Regions from separate parts of the Homo sapiens genome. Here region 2 is linked to region 1. A link is a loop called in an ENCODE intact Hi-C map of the cell type or tissue named here. Cell type or tissue: A673. All regions are shown on one strand. Each heading gives the region's core, and the rest is flanking DNA. Links, peaks and the distances in the headings are about the cores only.

Region 1 (7,567 bases), core at 995-5,994:
CTTCCTAACTACAACTCTGTATCTATTGATCAACCTCTTTTGTTTCCCCTTACCCCTCCCCTCTCCAGGCTCTGATAACCACTATTCTACTCTCTATTTCTATTAAGGCATCTTTTTAAGATTCCACTTATGACTGAGATCGTGCAATATTTGTCTTTCTGTGCCTGGCTTATTTCACTTAATAATGTCCTCCAGGTTGATCCCTTTCATTTATATACCCATGTATACAAATCTGAACTTCTGTTATTTTAAAACTCTTGATGGAAGCCGTACTTCTACTGATGTGGAGGCTGTTATAAGCTGAATTGTATTTCACCAAATTCCCTTGTTGAAGTCCTAAACCCCAGTACTTCAGAATGTGATGATATTTGGGGATACAGTCTTTAACAAGCTAAGGTTAAAGCTTGTCATCCGGGTGGGCCCTAATCCAATGTGACTGTTGTCCTCATAAAAAGAGATTAGGGCACAGACATGCACAGAGGGAAGACCATGTGAGGACATAGGGAGAAGGTGGCATCTACAAGCCAAGGAGAGGGGCCTCAGAGGAAATCAACCCTGCCCACACCTTGATCTCTGACTCGGAGCCTCCAGAATTGTGAGGAAATAAATCTCTGTTGTTTAAGCCACTCAGCCTGTGGCACTTTGTCATGGCAGCCCTAGCAAATGCATATAGAGGCAAAAAATTTCAGTATGGTAATACTAGTTATGTATTATTAGTCACTAGCTCTTTGGTTAAACATAGCTCTCCTAGGCCAGGCGCGGTGGCTCACACCTGTAATCCCAACACTTTGGGAGGCTGAGGTGGGAGGATTACCTCAGGTCAGGAGTTCAAGACCATCTCTACTAAAAATACAAAAATTAGCCAGGTGTGGTGGTGCATGCCTGTAATCCCAGCTACTCAGGAGGCTGGGGCAGGAGAATTGCTTGAGCCTAGGAGACAGAGGTTGTAGTGAGCCACGATCATGCCACTGCACTCTAGCCTGGCCAACAGAGTGAGACTCTGTCTCAAAAAACAAAAACAAAAACAAAAACAAAACATAACAAAAAACATAGCTCTCCTAACTCAATAATAATGGCTGACATCAACTTACAACTTGGTAAATTCCGTGTATTCTACCAAGAGATTTACATATATTAATTCAGATAATCATCAAAGCAACCTTCTGACGTTGAAATCCCCATTTTTCAGATGAGAAAACTGAGGTGAGGACCCCTGTCCCATCAGCCTATAAGGCCCACACTTGACAACTAGCACAAAATATTTCAAACCATGAGGAGGGAGGATCACAAAAAGGTAGAAAAAAAAGTTGTGCCATTTTCTTCATATTCCTGTTTTATCTGCTAACTTCTGACACAGTATTTTTGCCTCTTGTGGGTAAATCTTGAATAGAATACACTTGCCCTACACATACGCTGATTACCCAAGAGTTAAGCTTGATTTCCACTCTTTCATCATGGGGCCACACCTTTTCCCTTTTTTAGGGCTCATGTATATCCATGGGTATATTCCAAATTATTTAATCTAATCTTCCAAATTACCTACTACCTACTAGCGCCAATTCCCCGTGGATTGTATGAAAAAGGCCAGGCTGGACAGGAGTGAGCAGGACACGGCGAGCATTGAGTGAGTGAGGCCAGTGACTGGGCATAACCCAGTTGGTGAATCCATGATTCACATGGAATCAGAGATCTGTGGAGCTGGGCAGGCCTTATAAATCTTCTGGTTCATTTAATTCATGGTTCTATTTCAGCACTTATCATAGTCTGGATCGATTTAGAGTGGGCTGTGTGTGTGTGAGTCTTCCTTTCCCAACCCTGAAAAGGGGTTCCCTGCAGACACAGTGCAGGGAGAGAAGCACTGAGAACTCCTCCTTTAGCAGCGGTACACACTGACACCCAGGGGTGTGTTCTTGGGTTTGTAACTTGCCAGGATGTACAGCTAGTGCTGGACCAGCCCAGAGGCTGGCTTGGTTCATAGTCCAACGGTGTTTCCATGACAACGCACTGCCTCCTAGAAATACCCAAATTTATTATTTTAAAAAGATACGCTGATAGATAATTATTCTCATCACAAAGGAAGATGTTACTGTGAGGAAGGATTCACTGTCTGGGACTATGAGCTTTGTAAGAAAACAGGGGCATGAGCTTGAAACCAAACTTGAAATTGAAAAATAAAAAGCAGCAGCTAGACATTCACTACCTCAAAAATAGAGAAAAACATATTGACCTTCTGGTTTTGAAATTGTTTAATAACTGGAAACTAGTTTCAAACTTGAATTTGGCATAGTTTTAAGAACTCAGTCAAGAGGAATACAAAATCCTATTTTTAAAATACAGCTGTTACAGTTTTAAGGCAACACCATCAATCTGCAGTGGAGGGAAACATACAAAGTAAATGTACTTTAAATGTTTTATAACTAATGTATGTATGAAGTAAAATATAAAGAAAATTCATATAGTTTTAACAATTGCAGAGTAATAAAAACATCCATTTTTAAGGATTACGGAAAATATTCAGGTCATTATTTGTCCAACTCAACCAGTTAATTATGTGAATGTCGATTTCAAAATACCCAACTGGAATCTCAGGGGATATGTGTGAGTGTTCTATCCCATGACTCTTTATAATAATAAAAATAAGCAAAAAGTAAATACAATTTGGGTTAAATAGCTTTCCTCTTTCCCTTGGCCACTCGGGCCTTCGTTTTGTTTAATTAATCTGTTCATTTCTGGTGAGACCATCTCTTGGCAATGCTTTGGGATACTTAGGTTTCCTGGAGTACAGAAGAATAGTCCATGTGGTTTCATATTGAATTGTGAGGTTGGAGGTGGGCCTGCTGCAGTCGTTCTGGACACATTCCCCCTCCTATCTTGTGTGCGATACGAGATTTGATAAGCTTTTAAGCAGCTTCTGCCTGTTTTCAGCATCTGCAGTGCATCACCTTTCTGGCTGGACTCACCAGCTTAGAGAAAGCAAACGACTTAGAAAAACCACAAAGCACAGTGCAGGTGCCCCACTGGATGCGGGGACACATTTTTGCAGTTATCTGCTGCTATGTTGGGTGTTAACTTCTGTAACTGAATATTTAAGCCTGGGAACTTGCTTGTTTTTCGCCCTCACATCGGGCATTCTCCGGCCCTTCCCCTGGAGGGTGAATTGTGCGGGTGGGGTGGGGTGGAGGGAGAGGAGCGCGAAAGCAAGGATGACTGCCCACCTTGGATGCCTTTTCCAGCACGATGCTCTGACTAATGAGCAGAGGCCACTGCTGAAGAGCAAGGCTGGGTCTCCTTTTCCAGAGACTGAGCCCATTACCCTCTCGGCCCCACTAGCCTGCAGGCACCAGCCTGCCTCCCAAATGGATGACTTCCGGCTCGCCATGCCGCTCCCAGTCCTAGTGCCAGTGGCCGTGAATAACCTTGCTTTTGTGTGTATTTATTTTATTTTGAATTTCTCCACCCTGGATCTTTCCACCTCCAAACCCCACCCCCTGCTTGCCGGCCCCATGTGGTGATGTTTCTTGAAATGTTAGATTCTTTCTTCCTCTATCCCCCCCTCCAGTTCTGGAAGCATTTTGTTTCTGTACTGCTTTGTGAAACTGGTGCTGAGTCCAGATCCTTGGGGCTTTAAAGTTGAATTAATTATTAAACAGGAAGGGAGCAGTACTTTCAGCAGGCGCCAAGTGACTATACTTAAACTGCAACCTGGCACTGGTTTTCCCACCCTTGTGCTGTGGTTTGCTGAAGGCAACTGGAGATTTTTATTCTAGTTTTAATCAAGCATTTCTGTAAGTTTTCAGGCAGTTAAGATTTGGCAGCAAAGGGCTGGGAAGTCAGTCTTCATCACCTCCTGACCAGTTTGGCCAAAGAAAAAATTAAAACAAAATCAGAAATACTTTCCCAGTTCATAAATCAATCTGAAATTGCCCACTCTCTACGGGTTGCTTTTCCTGAGGACAGGGTGGGCTTTTCTCTCAAATATATGTATATTTTTTATTGATCAGCTTCCATTTGTAGAGAATGGTGCTTTTCAAATAAAACCATCAGAACACTGGCTTTAGTTGCTGTGCGATTGTTATAATCATTGCTTTAATTTAGGGGCTATGTTGAAGATATGAAACCCTGTATTTAAAAATATACTCAGGGAGGGTGGGTGCAGTGGCTCATGCCTGTAGCCCCAGCACTTTTGGAGGCCAAGGCAGGAGGACCGCTTGGGACCAGGCGTTTGAGTCCAGCCTAGCCAACGTAATGAGATCCCTATCTCTAAAATAATGAAAAATCAGCCAGGCACGGTGGTACACCTGTAGTCCTAGCTACTCAGGAGGCTGAGGCGGGAGAATCACCTGAGCCCAGGAGTTTGAGGCTGCAGTGAGCTAGGATATTGCCACAGGACTCCAGCTGGGGCAACAGAACAAGGCACTGTCTCTAAAAATAATAACAGTAGTAATAAAGTAAAAATAAAAATACATATGAAGACACACAGCAGAATTTCTTACTTTTCTGAGGCTAGGCATTCATGCTAGAAATTCGCAACTCAATGGAGTTGGTGGGTCAGCTTAGCCCAGATACTGAATATAGGCATCCTCACAGAGCTATATGAATGAGACAGTGGCCATGTTTTAGAGAAACCCAAAGCCTTCCTAAAGGTATCAAACTAATACCCTTAAATGACAGCAAGACGCTTTCTGGAGGCTGCCCCTGCAGCGGGCTGGCCCTCTGATTTTCCCCTGGCTCCTGGTGTTTGGTGGTGGGCCTTTCCCAGTCTTGGCTGACTGCTCTGCAGGAAGCTCGCTAGGAAATGCTCTGCTCAGCTCCATTAAGTCTCACCCTGTAGCTGAGCAGCGGTGCAGGCTGTCAGGGTGGGGAGGGAGGAAGAGCTATCTGGGTGCAGCTGGGTGCGTAGGCAGGAGTGTGAAGCAGCCTCAAGAGGAAAGAGAACAAAGATTTGGTTAAAAATTTAGATTCATGCATATAAATTTGGAACAGGGCAAAAAAAAGTAAGCCCAACGCACACAACCCTCCCGCACCCCTCCCAGTTGGCTTGTGATGAAGTGTGCATGTGAGAACAGCTCAGAACCGAAACACCGTACAGTCATGTCACCCCTAAGAATGTGCTGGGAAACCTTGCAACAGATACATCCTTAGAACTTTTAAAAATGAGAGATATTCTGTGAGCCTTCAGTCCAAATACTATTTTTTGGACTTATTTTCCATTCAGGAATTTAAAAAAATATATTCTTGCTGACAATTCTTAACTTTAAAAAATATTAAACATTTTAATCATACATATAATATATGTCTTCACTGTGTAATTTCCATCAGTCAATAGATTTAATTATAATAAACAAATAAATGTACTTACAATAAGCAAAAAACTGTGGTCCACTGGCTTATTGAAAAAGATTAGTTAGAAGAAACCAGATAAATTCACACTTCTAGGAATTTAAGCTCAAAATTTCAAGCACCTCTATTTTTTTCTGAATTGTCACCTTTTCCAGGGACTGATCCTTTCTCAATAAATCATCCTCTGACCTTGGTGTTGAGATTGTCATGGGGCTTCCACTCTCAGGATGTCAAGTTTGGTCATATTCTTTAGGATTCTATTATGGCCACATTGCACTTCTAACCACAGTAAATAATTTAAAACCCAAATTGAAAATGATATATTCCTCATCAACTAATATTTGGAAAATATACTTATTAAATGCACAACTTTTGTACAATTTCTATCTGCTCTTTATGTCCCACTTTCTTTCCAGAAAACATATTCTGCACTGGTTTTAAAATCACATGATAAGATTTCTAATCTTTGAGCAAAAGTCCTCGCCCTTTATATTTGGAAATGGGTTGATACTCTCATCCCTCACCCATGGAAAGTTTGCAATATAAAATTTTAAAAAATACTTTATTTAAAATAACCTTCCAGCAGCTGGCCTAGTCTTCTATGTTTAGATATTAGAAAACACTTGAAAAGCACTTTCACTTAGTTAAAAAGGAAAACTAGTCAAAGATAATAATAACAACCTTTTAAACAAGAAAAGAATACGGAGAACACCAAACAGGCATGCATTGGGTTGTAAAAGCCTTTTTTTTCTCCCCTAGTTAAGGATAACTCTAAAAATATTGTGTATACCCACCTATGGTTTCCTGAGGACTTTCCTCCCTGTCTGCTAAAAAGCAAAAGTTAGGAAATTATGTCTGATTTGTGTCAAATGTGTTCCAAAGAATCATGAGGCCTTCCTTTCACTGTGAGGAATATTCATGTAGGAAGTCGTCCTCTAAGCAGTTGTCACCTTTTCTTACATGGTATTCCCAACTGCAATGCCAGGCAGTGAGGGCTTTGCCGCAGTAGGAGCGGCTCCAGTTCCTGGGTGAGCCCAGGGCCTGCCCAGACGTCGGCCATCTCTGCAGGTGTATGGGCTGCGGCCCTAGGCAAGACTGTCTCTGCCTTCCCCAAAGGTCTCTGAGCCCTTCTGCGGCCCAGATGGTTCCAATTTGAGGCCTACATTCAGTGCTGGAGCTGTATTGAGTTTCTTCCCTGAAACCAACAAAACCTGCTTCAGCATTTTGCTTGGATTAAAATATTTGTCCCTTTTTTTCACAGGGCAGAAGGAGAACTCCTGAAGCCTCCGAAGGAAGGAAATCATTACAGGGCCCTACAGAAGTAGGTCATGTGCTACAGCTGCTCATAGTTTAAGAGGAAGAAACATGGGATCTCAAACCTGGAACACGACTCTTTCAAAATGCTTGTGAGCAACCCAAGAAAAACATCCTCCTGAGGCTTATCTAATAACCATGATCTCTAATCGTCTCAATGTGTGCTCATGTTTCCTTAGGAGTTTGCACCCACTTCTCAGAGCTAACGAGATGCCGAAACAGAACACAGAAAAAAGTAATGAAGGAGATTTAATAGTTTGTGTTAAAGCTAATATGGTCCATTAGGGGCTGTCATTTTTATAAACAGTGAGGATACGTTACCCTCTTCTTTGGTGTAAAGTCATTCCGTGCAGGACCTGTAAACATTCAGTAATGATCTGTAGAACATGCATGAACGACAATTAAAGCACCACTTGAAAAGTCTGTTTTCCTCACATATTTGTTTTCTTGCTAAATAAACTTGTAAAGTTCATACATGTGTACGCATATGCTTACATTATAAAAAAAGTGTGCATTTCATTAAGAACATCTACGAACAGATATAAGTGTTTTTGGTTCCCATTAGCTTGAGAAATATCAGAAGTGATTAGTTAAATGAGGAGCATAGGTTCTGTTTTTTAGTGCATACTATAATAATAAAACAACCACTCTTTTATGGTAGCTTAGCAAGACAAAATTATAGTTCACAATGTCATGAAAGGCATGATTACAACCTTTGAAAGTTACAAGTAAAAAAGCTTCTATAAAACCTATCTGTTGCCAAAAAATTATGTTCTACAGTGATTCAGATATATTTCTGAAATTTATTTTTTAATTGTGGCTGATACCAAGCAGAGGCAAGACTTGAGAACTTGCATTCTTTTTGAGACTCACTGAATGTACTTGAGAAAATAAAATCAGATTGACTCCCTCT
Region 2 (7,567 bases), core at 1,704-6,703, 300 kb before region 1:
GGCTTCTGGACAACAACCTGTCTTAGGTATTTTAATTTAGCATTTTGGTCACAGTCCTGTTGTTAATATCTGAATCAACAGTGCTTTTATTACAAGGGACTAGGGCACTAAGATCTAAGTAAAAGGTAACAAGTGAACAAGAAATATTCTGCTGGTGTTCTTGGAGTAACAGCACTCACCGTCTCCAGCGACTTTCACGATGAGAAATGGGTGCCACAATATGAATTTAAAGCTGTGAAAGAAGCGAGCTGGGAACTGAACCGTTTCAAGGTATTTGTTTTAGTTCCTTTCCAAATGATCTCACCCTGGAACTGGGAGGCTGTGCAAGTGTCAGGAGGTAAATCTTCATCTCTGACTGAAGTGTGATTAATCAACTAAGGAAAGTGTGACCAGGCTGTGTGCTGCTGTGTGCCATGGTGTGGCTAGCTGTGCTCTGGCAGAGGCTTCAGTGAGCTGTGTCCACGCAAAAGATAGAAGGCGCTTTCAGCAAAGCGGACACGAGGCCACCCATGCATTGTGTTTACTGCAAGGTTTTCTAAAGCCTTCCCTCTGCATCCTCACGCCTGGCAAGAAGGCAGGGAAATTATGAAAGGGAAGCTCAGATACAGTCACGACAAGCCCCAGTTCAGCAAAGTAGTGACCAGTGGAGCCGAGACTGGAAGCTGAGACTCCAACAGAAAGATGGTTCTGTGGTGAGGACGGTGGCTTGGGGAGGATGACTTCACGTCTGTGACACTGACAAGCATAGGGAAAAGAAAAACCATCCTCCCACCCCCAAGCTACACCAGTTGAGGTACAGACAAATTTCAAACAAAATCCCACTCTGTTCTCCTTTCCCAGTAGATAAAGAATGGGCTTCTAAAAACTGACCTTCAGCGGGGCGCGGTGGCTCACGCCTGTAATCCCAACATGTTGGGAGGCCGAGGCAGGCGGATCACGAGGTCAGGAGATCGAGACCATCCTGGCTAACATGGTGAAACCCCGCCTGTACTAAAAATACAAAAAATTAGCCAGCCGTGGTGGCCGGCGCCTGTAGTCCCAGCTACTCGGGAGGCTGAGGCAGGAGAATGGCGTGAACCTGGGAGGCGGAGCTTGCAGTGAGCCGAGATCGCGCCACCGCACTCCAGCCTGGGCGACGGAGCGAGACTCCGTCTCAAAAAAAAAAAAAAAAAAAAAAAAAAAAAAAAAAAAAGAACTTAGTGAGGATGAGGGAAAGAACCTTTGTCTTTGCTCTCCAAATAGGACAACTCTATGTGCGACCACCAGGGGGCGCGCTGGGGCAGCCTCGGGAGGCTAGGAAGTATCAGTGTCTGGCCTGCCAAAGCCTTTCTTCCTCCCTCCCTCCCTCCCTTCCTGCCTCCCTCCCTCCATTCCTGCCTCCCTCCCTTCCTTCCTTCCTTCCTTCCTTTTTTCCTTCCTTACTTCTCTCTTTTTTCCTTCCTTCTTTTTCTCTCTCATTTCTTTCTTTTATCTTTCTTTGTTCTCTTCCCCTTTTTCTTTTGCCAACTTTAAAAGTCTTTTTATTATGTTAAATTTCAAACATGCAAAAAGAGATAACATAGTATAGCAAAGCACCACTTGGCTACGCTTTTGAGCTGTGTTCCCTCCGTTTCCTTCCATTTAAGCTGGCACTTCCTGGTCCACATACACCTCCCGTCCAGGCTTTTGTTTCCAGTGCAGTAGGGAGATCCTGCCAGGTTTTCTTGGGGAGAGGAGGCCAGGCTGTGAGTGGCCTCGTGAGACAGACATGAGAGGGGAAAATGCGGCCCAGGAGAGCTTTGAGGGACTGGGGGACACAGCGGAGGTCCCTGCAGCGGCGCCAGGGCAGCTCTCCAGGACTCTACCGTCCTCCTAAGGCCTGGTCAAGCGGGGATTCGAGTGGCCTTCTGCTCGCAAACTTGGCGTTTCAGGTAGCAACTCTCATCTTCGGCTGGGAATATGTTTGGCTTTAAGTGGTCAGGAAGGAGAAGGTAAGAAATGCCTGTCTCCCTTTCCCATCCTCAAGATCAGGCGTGAAGACGATCCTGTCTCCCTTTCCCATCCTCAAGATCAGGCGTGAAGACGATCCGCCGGACCCTGATTGAAGCGGGGAGGGATAATGCCTTGCGAGGGGACAAAGGCGGGCAGAACCAGAGAGACCTGCGGAGGCACAGTCGGGGCAGCCCCGTGGCAGGGAGCCGAGCAGCAGCGGCGATTGCCACGTGGAGGAGGTAGACTTCCTGGCAACCGGTCGGTGAGCCCCGCGCGACCTTCAGCAAGAGCGCACGCCTCTCCTTCCTCCCAGCGCTGAAACTGAATGGTCGAAAGGCACTGCGTGGCGACGGCGGAATGGATTATTGTGTCTGAGGTCCCGTCCCGTCCAGAAAGCCTGCAGCATCACTGTTAGGTGTTCAGGAAAATAACGGAATCTTCCCCACCTTCAAATCCCACATGCTATCGTATCCTCCCCAGCAACTCCACTTGCCCCCTGTGACACTGCCCCTGTACCTCCAGCAAAAGCTGCCCTGGGCTCGTCCTTGTTCCCACGTGGCTTCGTCTGTCGGAGCATCCATTCCTATTGGCCCCTTCCCCAGCTCTGCGTCGAAAGGTGTTGCGTGCATCCCGGTGCCTCTGCACCTGGACCCTGTGGGATCGAGGCTGCGCCCAGGTGCGTTCCTGGTGTAAGGCTGCCAACCCCTGATCCGCGAAGGAAGCGCTCATATGCGCAGTGGGAGTAGGCGCAGTTCTTTTGGAACTGTTTTTCACAAACATTAAGAAAAAAGTCAGGTACACACTACACACAGGTACATCTACATTTTAATTATCAGATTTTGAATTATATATATATATATGCATTTACATATATATGTACATCTGATAGAATTTGCTTTCTCTCTGCTGGTTCTATTTCAGCCAAATGGTGGGAAATTTGTTGGGCTCTTTCTCCATAGTCTTTAATATTGCTGCAGGTAAAACCAATTGGTTTTGTGATATTGGATTTTTAATCCCTGCTCCAGAAGAACATATTGGTTCAAAAATGTCAAATCTAAGAAATGAAGTCAATTTTGGCAGACGGGGAAGCTAGGAACAGCCCTTTGCTGTGGGAACAGCTTGACTCTGTCATTACCTGCAACCTTGTCACCTGTCTTTTTGATACAAACTCTCAAACAGATGGTATATTTCAATTTCAATAACTTTATTGGCGATGAAAAAATATGCAAGAGCTGCCAAAAGTAATACATCAAGTAGCTGTGTTTAGAAACAGGTGTCGTGCCACGTGTCTTAACTTCAAAGAAAAGTGAGCTGAAAGGAACCAGATTTTTTATTCCTCGACTTGAACAAGATTCTTGGGGAGAAATTTTCAAGTAGAACACAACTGGGAAGTCTTTTAATGAGGCAAATCTTCATTGCCTATTCTTCTTAGTAATGGCTAACATTTCTCGTGTGCTGATAGCATGCCAGGCTAAGCCCCTTACATAGCTCAGTGGTCAGGAAGCTCGGCCCCTGCGTCTTCGGCATCCGCATCGCCTAGGAACTTGAGAAAGGAAAATTCTCAGGGCCACTCCAGACCCACTGAATTAGAAACCCTGGGACGCCAGGGGGCGCAAACTGCATTTTAATAAGTCATCCAGGGTAAACGTTCTCAGTTGTAGGAACTACTGACATGGTTTCTCTCAATTAACCCTCACATTGACTCCTCTTTACAGATGAAGAACTGGATGCACAGTTATTTACCTAGAAAGTATAGTAGTAGGGCCCTGCATTAGAATCAGACAGTCTGACTCCAGGGCCCATGCCTTAACCCCTAGGCTATGCAGAGAGAGGCCACTCAGATAATGATGTAACTAGCAGTTCCTATCAGACTTTTATATCAGGAATGAGTCAGCATTGGGAGCCACAGGAAGGATGTCTTTCAGCAGGAAAGGTAAGATGTGAAGGCCGTGGGTGCAGGGCGTGTGTGTGGGACTGTCACAGGGCTACGGGTGTCTTGGCAGGCACTCAGGACACAGGATGCCCTTGGGCCTGTAGGACCGTGTGTGCATCTGATGCGGGAGCTTTTGCAGATGCTTCTCAAGCAAATGTGGATGAGATCTATTTGTCTCCTCAAATGTAAAATCTGCTGGCTGTCAAGAGTGTAGGATTTAACGCCAGATCCATGGGAGATGCAGGGTGGCTGTGAGGATTCAGACACTGTCTCATCTCTTTGTTCAATCCTTGGTGCTTCCCCACCCTTCTAAAGTCAAGACTCGTATAGAAAATGTTATTTGTAGGGCACACTAGAGAGACCGACCGCAGGCCTGTGCTGCTGCTGGCAGGGCTAAGAGGTTACTGCCTCAGACACCCCAGCAACCCATTCATAGCTCCAGAGCCTTGCATACCAGCTGGTGGCTGGGAGACTCTAATCTTAGAGTCCAGCTTGAAGATTTCAGGCCTTTACATATCCCCAATCTAATGATGACTGAAATGTTGCTCTGACCAAAGAAACAGTGATAGGTAGTATTAGAATAAGACTTTAAATATACAAAGTGCATCTAAAATGTGCTTTTACTTCTTTCTCACAGCCACTGGGATGATACGTGACTATTCCCATTTACAGATGAGGAAACTCAATCAATGCAATGAGATGATTTGCTTAAGCAGATACAAATGGAAGAATGGAAAATCGAGTCATATCTTCTCTTTTACTCTTTGACTCTTCCCTCCTTCCCTCTGTCCTGGGCAAGCCCCATGTTAGTGGTACCCACTCAGTGTACGTGAGGGTTTCATAGTGTGGACAAATTTATTTCTACAGATTCAGATAGATTATGGCTCAGACTGACTGCCTATGCTTGCTCTGGTTATGAGAAAGAACAACTGATTATTTAAGAACTTCTGAAAAGTCCAAAATAACCCACAGGATGGCCATAAAATACTCATTTTTTAAGTATCTTTGTGCTACCACCTTTCTTTAGAGCAGGGGTTCTTAAATCCTGGGACCACAGACCAGTACCTTTCCCTGGCCTGTTAGGAACCAGGCCACACAGGAGGAGGTGAGTGGAGGGCGAGCGAAGCTTCATCTGTATTTACAGTTGCTCCGCGTCGCTCACATTACCACCTGAGCACCGCCTCTGGCCAGATCAGCAGCATTATTCGATTCTCATAGGAGTGGAACCCTATTGTGAATTGTGCACGTGAGGGATCTAGGTTGCGCACTCCTTATGTGAATCTAATGCCCGATGATCTAATGCCTGATGATCTGCTGAGATGGAACAGTTTCATCCCAAAACCATCCGCTCCTGGTCCTGTGGAAAAATTGCCTCCCAACAAACGGATCCCTGGTGCCAAAAGGTGGGGGACCACTGCTTTAGAGGAGGCCAAAGCGTATAATTCACTTAGGGTCACCAGCTTCCAAATTAATCCTCGAGAATGTTGTTTGTGCATTTTACTATTAAAAGCCAACTTATTCACTTCCTTTCTTAACTAATTTAGAGGTGTTACATCTAAGGTAGGATTTTAAAAGTCCCCAAACCATGTAGGAAGATTTTGCTAGAGGCACAAAGCATATGGCACTTGTTTAAAAATGGAGCTTTATATTTTAACAGAATCTGAGACAATTAGCACTTTTTCAAGATGCTAAAAAATAATACCTGCCAATTTGTGTTTCTCCAGGTAGAGCATGTGACATCTCAAGTAGCCTATACCCAGGGGCTCCCGGGACAGGTGCGGCTTACACAGGAGAAAAACCCAGTACTGACACATCAGATTTCACAGGGCTGCTTTATAAAACCTGTTTCCTTCTCCAAAATTACATCTGCAGGGCCCTCTACTACATTTTCACCTGACTTTCTCAAAAACTAATTTTAAACTTATTTGCGCATTTTTTTCTGACATTTTATGCCCTAATTCTAAACAAACAAACAAAATCCCTAAGCCTGGTAAAAAATATACTTTTTCATTTGTAATGTAAAGAAAACAGACACAGCTTACTTACTCTAGTAAAATTATTTTTGATATTTGAATTTTTTCTTTTTTTTTTTTTGAGACGGAATCTCGCTCTTGTCACCCAGGCTGGAGTGCAGTAGTGTGATCTCGGCTCACTGCAACCTTCACCTCCCAGGTTCAAGCTATTCTGCTGCTTCAGCCTCATGAGTAGCTGGGATTACAGGAGCCTGCCACCACGCCCGGCTAATTTTTGTCCTGTTAGTAGGGATGGGGTTTCACCATGTTGGCCAGGCTGGTCTCGAACTCCTTACCTCAGGGGATCCGCCTGGCTCAGCCTCCCAAAGTGCTGAGATTACAGGCGGGAGCCACTGCACCTGGCCGATATTTGAATGTTTTTAACAGCTTCATTGAGATCTAGTTTATGTATCATGACATTTGCCCACTGCACGTGGACAATTAAATGATTTTTAGCCAATTTAAAATGTTGCACAACTATCACCACAATCTGCTTTGAGGACATTTTCATCACCTCCAAAAAGATCCTTCATGTCTGTTTGTGGTCAGCTGATTGTACTTTTTATAATTGCTCCAATTTATTTTTGAAAAAAGTGTTCTTAATGTAACCCAAGAACTTGACAATTCCGGTTTTTTTTTTGTTTGTTTGTTTTTTTGGGGACAGAGTCTAGCTCTGTTGCCTAGGCTCAAGTGCAGTGGCGAGATGTAGGCTCACTGCAACCTCCACCTCGCGGGTTCAAGCGATTCTTGTGCCTTAGCCTCCTGAGTAGCTGGGATTACAGGTGCCCGCCACCAAGCCTGGCTACTTTTTGTATTTTTAGTAGAGACTGGGTTTCACCATGTTGGCCAGGCTGGTCTTCAACTCCTGATCTCAGGTGATCCGCCTGCCTTGGCCTCCCAAATTGCTGGGATTGAAGGAGTGAGCCACAGCCTCACCTCCAGCCATAACTTGATAAGTCTAATTGACAGCCGGGTAACTCTAGCAGCACCTCTGCCCTTCCTACCCAGGCCCATGACATGTGGAGGAGCAAGGTTAGAACAACATTTAAATCACTGAGCCCTTGTGCCCTGTCCCATGTTAATATCCATGATCTGAATTAGGAAGTATTAGTGGGGCAGGAGGTGGGACAAGCTAAACTTATTTGCCCATGTAAAGCCACCAAAGTACCAACCAAGATAAAGGCATGATGAACCAATGAGATACAGGAGGAAAGAGGCCCTCCGTAATAAAGTCCTAGTCAAGGCTCGGACTCAGAAGATCGAAATTATAGTCCTGGTTCTGCCTTATAGCCTGGGAAAAATTCCCAACTGTTCAGTTTCTTCTTTTGTAAAATGATATGAGGGTACCTACCTCACAGGGTTGTTGTGAAGATTCAATACGTAGAAAAGCACGCTGCATATCACAAAACACTAGACAGGGGTAGGGAAGGGTCTTGTGCTTTTTGTGGTGGTTGTTTTTGGGGTGGGGGTGGGGAGGACAAAGTCTCGCTCTGTCACCCAGGCTGGAATGCAGTGGTGTGATCTCGGCTCACCGCCACCTCTGCCTCTCAAGTTCAAGGGATTCTTGTGTCTCAGCCTTCTGAGTAGCTGGGACTACAGGCGCACATCACCACGGCCAGCTAATTTTTGTATTTTTAGTAGAGACGGGGTT

The links. Hi-C counts contacts between places; a loop is a spot of excess contacts. Peaks named below come from ENCODE experiments on the same cell type or tissue, not always from the same donor. Only the 100,000 strongest peaks of a DNase experiment are listed, where the experiment ranks them.
Region 2: a loop joins it to region 1, with 2.5 times the contacts of the local background. A loop is called at or near these places in 1 of 110 quality-filtered maps.

What each region holds. Positions count from the first base shown.
Region 1 is chr2:104,935,800-104,943,366 of GRCh38, reverse strand. MRPS9-AS2 (MRPS9 antisense RNA 2) reads left to right here. Exons shown (of 3, transcript NR_110603.1): 3 at 6,602-7,126. Among named protein-coding and RNA genes, the nearest start is that of DALIR, 32 kb to the right of the region's middle. In A673, for the core only: no CTCF peak of the experiment used is centred there; a DNase peak (open chromatin) is centred at 3,536.
Region 2 is chr2:105,231,828-105,239,394 of GRCh38, reverse strand. No RefSeq gene overlaps it. Among named protein-coding and RNA genes, the nearest start is that of GPR45, 6.1 kb to the left of the region's middle. In A673, for the core only: a CTCF peak has its summit at 3,581 (motif pointing right); a DNase peak (open chromatin) is centred at 3,584.